Regions from separate parts of the Mus musculus genome. Here region 2 is linked to region 1. A link is a loop called in an ENCODE intact Hi-C map of the cell type or tissue named here. Cell type or tissue: left cerebral cortex. All regions are shown on one strand.

Evidence for each region. Hi-C counts contacts between places; a loop is a spot of excess contacts. Peaks named below come from ENCODE experiments on the same cell type or tissue, not always from the same donor. Only the 100,000 strongest peaks of a DNase experiment are listed, where the experiment ranks them.
Region 2: it touches region 1 in a loop (2.8-fold over the local background); 4 of 42 quality-filtered maps call a loop at or near these places.

What each region holds. Positions count from the first base shown.
Region 1 is chr5:150,019,909-150,022,408 of GRCm38, reverse strand. The region is part of intron 1 of Rxfp2 (relaxin/insulin-like family peptide receptor 2); the gene reads right to left. Among named protein-coding and RNA genes, the nearest start is that of Rxfp2, 2.5 kb to the right of the region's middle. In left cerebral cortex, a CTCF peak has its summit at 1,342 (motif pointing right); a DNase peak (open chromatin) is centred at 1,351.
Region 2 is chr5:150,068,922-150,071,421 of GRCm38, reverse strand. It overlaps Rxfp2 (relaxin/insulin-like family peptide receptor 2), which reads right to left. Exons shown (of 18, transcript NM_080468.2): 17 at 1,024-1,242. Among named protein-coding and RNA genes, the nearest start is that of Gm38755, 8.0 kb to the right of the region's middle. In left cerebral cortex, a CTCF peak has its summit at 1,087 (motif pointing right); a DNase peak (open chromatin) is centred at 1,108.

The DNA of each region.
Region 1 (2,500 bases):
GAGGAGACGTGAAGGGCAGGGAAATTCAAATGATCCTTGCTTTGACTGGTACTCCACGGACTCCTCACACCGACCCCTATTGATGGGAACAATCAACACATGTCAGACGTAAAACTAAGGCTGACAAAAAGGGTATTAAAGGACTTGCTTGTGAAGAAAAGAAAAATGTACCAAAGTATTTGTTGATTCTGATGATTTGAACATCGCATCGTGGGCACATACAGATACATCACATGGTCCCCATACAATTTTTACAAGCCAATTAGAAAGGTGAAATCAAAATGAAAGCAAAAAACAAACAAACAAAAAACCACAACAAAACCAGACAAGCCTCCTACTTAGGAGTCGGAGAGAAGGGAGCAGGAGGTGTCACCAGGAACAGAGGCAAGGGGCCAAATTGTGACTGGTGGGCAGGAGGACAGGGAAGAAAGGAAGGCTGGGATTCTGTCCCTTGTCACTGAACACATTGGAACGGCCCTTTGCTTCACAACCTGGCTAGTGCAATTTCTTTCTAGTGTTAACCTTTCAAAAGGCTCTTTATCATGTGAATGCTAAATTAATTGTTTTTGGAGGGCATTTTGTATATTCAGAACACTTCTAGGTCTCTTTCTCCTCTGGAAGTATAGCCACAAGAAATTAACGTACTGTAAATTAAGCACACGGGGGAAAAAAAAGAATTGTTTCCACGCAATTTCCCCGCCCCCCTCATACCTTCATTAGTGTTTCCCTTGTAAAACAAACACATTGATTCTGCTTAATTAGCAAGTTACACATTTACTGAATAAGTAAAAGATGGAGTTTGGGGACGCTGACTCGTTCTAAAAGCTCCGTGAGTTTATGATTGCATAACTACCTTACCCCAGATAATTTGTTACTAGCTGAATTTTATTTGAGACTGCAATTTTTTTTTTTTTAAGATTTAAAAAGCACGCAGCTTTTCATTATTAGCGTCCCAGTTTTGTGTCTTGGGTTCAAGTGGAAGGTATTCTGAAAGTCTTTCCTGCAGTTGCCTGTGCCTCTTCACATGCACCTGCAGCAGAATGTGCAGAGCTACGCCTCTGGAGGTTACACACCTGAGGATGCAGTGACTTTGGGGTCCCAGCTCGCTCACCCCAAGCAGGCTCTGTTTTTGCCTCAAGCGAGCAAACTTATTTTTTCCATTACTGGCGAGAAAGATTTTCAAGAGGATTGGGTTGAAGTACAGTTGATTTTCACAGCTGGGCACAGCATGGATGCAATTGTGTGAAATTAAAATGTAGTTGGAGAAGCGTTTCTGTAGTCCTAGCGATGCAGTTAAATGACCCATGGTTTGGAAAGCACCCCCTTAAGGCCTAGGCGCAATTTGGCCACTAGGGGGACCTCAAACACTGCTGACTGCAGAATGGAGCCAGGGCTCTGCTTCGAAGAAGGATCACATTTATTAAGGAGCAGCAAATGACTTGAGGCTATAACCGGTGGAAGTTATCAAGCAGGATTCTCCATACTTGAGACTTTAATTTTCTGCCTAAGCACACTGTTTGAGTTTAACTGTTTTGAGTTAACACTGCCCCTATCCATTCATTAAAAGTCTTTTTAGGGTGGTTTGGGGCCGGTTAGCAAAACTCATGAAGTGGCGTTAGTTAGGTTGTGAAGGTTGGAGCTGTTGGCTAATGCATTAAGACAGTAAATGTCACTTACTTCTTAAGCACTTGAGTGACCGTGGCCCAAAGAGAAAACAGTCAATCATGTGGCTTACTTATACTGCCCTAAAAAAAATGACCAACCACTCAGACTTAACTTCTGAAAGCAAGTTTTACTCTGAGGGGAAAAAAAAAATTAATAATGGCCTTTGTTTGGTCGTGACAGAGAGCCTTACTATTTTAACTGTCAAGAATTGTATGAGGAAACGCAAAATCTCTGGCAATCACTAAACAAATAATTACAATTTCATAAGATGTCAGGACGACACGTTGCACTTCTATAGTGAGTTACTGTAAATAGAAAGGTTTAAAATGAGGGAAAGTAACACAAACTTCAAAAAATAAAACGGAGCAGAGGACTGAACTATTTTTAGGTCCAAGATATAAATCTGAAGTCAGGCATTTAGAAAGATCCAAAATGATCTTTTTCTTCTCCCTTTCTCTCCCACTTTTCAGAGCCCAGTGCACTACAGCAAAACCATACGCAGTCGCTTCGAAGTGATTGGGGGGTCAGAAAGGCCAGCGCAAGCCTACTCAAGTGCACAGAATGGGTAATTTGGTGAGCGGTGGTTAGAGTTTGGAGCACCGGTTAAAGATTCCAAGGACTCTTTCAATCACTCATTCTTAGCCATCCTCCAAAATTGAATATTATGACTAAAGACAGAACACAGGCTTCTGCTTTTAGATCTTAAATCAAATCAGACCCCTGTTTCTAAAGCTGTGGTTTCCTGAGAGAAGAATTTATTGTTTCTTTTTAGAGAATAGATTTGCATGCAGGAGAGGTTAGAATGCAAAATTGAAACTGCTCTGGGTACATGGGG
Region 2 (2,500 bases), 49 kb before region 1:
TTTCTCTGTGAAGTCAGGGTGTTTCCATGAGTTGCGTAGCCCTTCAAAGCCTGATATGTTGCTTCATGGTGAGGACTTTGGAATAGGGTTGATGATTCTATCTGGATCTGAGTATCTGAATCATGGGGGGAATTGAGCAGATACCTCTGTGCATGCCTTGGCCCCCAGGTACCAATCTAGAATTCCTGGTGGAACCAGAGATTCTATGTATGTATGTATGTATGTATGTATGCATGCATGCATGCATCTATCTATCTATCTATCTATCTATCTATCTATCTATCTATCTAACTATCATCTATCTATCTGTCTATCTATCTATCTATCTATCTACCTACCTACTTATCTCTCTGTCTATGTATGTACATACACGTGGTGGTTTGAATATATTTGGCATGGGAAATGGCACTATTATCAGGTGTGGCCTTGTTGGAGGAAATATATCACTGTGGGGGTGGGCTTTGAGGTCCTATGCTCAAGCTCTGCCTAGTGTGGAGGAGAGTCTCCTCCTGGCTGCCTGCCCAAGACAGTCAGTCCCATTTTGTTGCCTGTGGAACAAGATGTAGAACTCTCAGTTCCTCCAGCACCATGTCTGCCTGGATGCTGCCATGATACTTGCCATGATGGTAATGGACTGAACCTTTGAAACTCTAAGCCAGTCCTGAGTAAATGTCCTTGATAAGAGTTGCCTTGGTCAAGATGACTTTCACAGCAATAAATCCCAAACTAAGACAGTATGTATGTATGTATGTATGTATGTATGTATGTATGTATGTATATATGTATGTATGTATCTATCTTTCATTTATATTCTTGGCTAAGAACCACTAGCTAGCTCAGGTAGAAGCAAGATACTTAGAATACTAAATATAAAACACTGGGGTGGGAGTGTTAATTGTTTGTACCGATGCCATAGGTATTTATGAAGAATTAACTATGTGCAAGGCACTGTTCTAGACTCTGGCCTTGTCAATCGAAGGGCCTGAGAAGGCACTGTACCTGGGGATGAGGAAGAGGACTGACCTGGTATCTCCACTTGAAGGAGAGACAGGATCTTAACGACAAACACAGGGATCCAGCAGATGGCATCAGAGAACACGATAAAAAAGAACCGGTTTGCAACAGCCACCTCCTTCCCGATGTGGCTCCTCACTTCTGCAGTCTGAAGGGCTGTTTTATGAATGGAGCAGAACATGGTGACATAGGAAATCACGATGACGAGGAAAGCCAGCAAGTTCACACCTGTTGGGAAAAGTACGCTCGTTTCACACTCTCTGAGTGGCCGGCAGAGAAGCATCAGACTGTTGATACAGCACCTGGCACTGGCCTTTCCCAGAAGCCCCTTCTCCTATGTCCTCAGAGCTCTGTCGCTAAACTTCCCAAGAATTTGGGTTTCTATTAGCCTTAAAAGAGGATTTCAAAGGCATATGTCCTTTATGAAGAATTAGGGTTGGAAGCTGAGATCTAGAATACTATGAAGTCAGACTGCCCTTCTCTTTCTCTCTCTCTCTCTCTCTCTCTCTCTCTCTCTCTCTCTCTCTCTCTCTTCCCCTCTCCTCCCCCCCCCCTCTCTTTCACACACACACACACACACACACACACACACACACACACACACACACACACACACCACATGCACACTTGGTTTTGATTTTAGTTCCTGGAAAGTCACCCCTTAAGGTGATTCTGAGATTGTAATGCACATCTCAGAAATAGATAACAATCTCAGTTCCTTGTCTTACACATATGAATAAAATAATCCTAGAATTTATCACGAATATAATTGCCTTGGAAGCACTATTCTTTAAGCTTTGGCCATTTCAATAAATATAACACATAAAAACCAAAATGCTCTTTTTGTTTACTTTTGCCCACAGTAATTTAAACTACTGTGGTTCAGAACCCTTTAAACAAACTCCATTTAGGAAAGAGATAAAAATGTTAAAGATCCAACTAAATGAATCACTCTTTGGGGGCCAAATGGTTTCACAGATACCCCCCATAACACCGATTTCTTGTTTCTCTCACTTGCTTTATTCTTGCTGTTATAAAACATCCAAAATAGTGATTATCAAATTTCTTTTAATGAGCATAAAATTTGCATATATTTCCAGAGCTTCTAAAAACATTCCTAAACTGAATTTAGACTGTGTGGAAAACTGGTAATGGCTGGGGAAACAGTTTAAATTCAAGGTTATTTTTATCCACAGCATTTCCTAGTCCACAGGCTCACTCTATTGTCATACAATAGGATTTTATAACACTGGTTTGTCTGAGGCTTCTTGTCAGAGAGTTTAGCTTAGCATAAAATAAAATGATTCTATTATAGGTGCTTAATCTACAGAGTCTCGCACCTTAATCAGAGTCTCGCGCCTTAGCTATAAAAGCCAGCCACATCCAACTTCCTTAGCACTTCAACTGGGCCTGGCTGGCCCTTGGAGCTGGGGTCCACTTTGAACCCACCGATTTTTCCTGGAACACAGCTCCCACCCAGAATCCT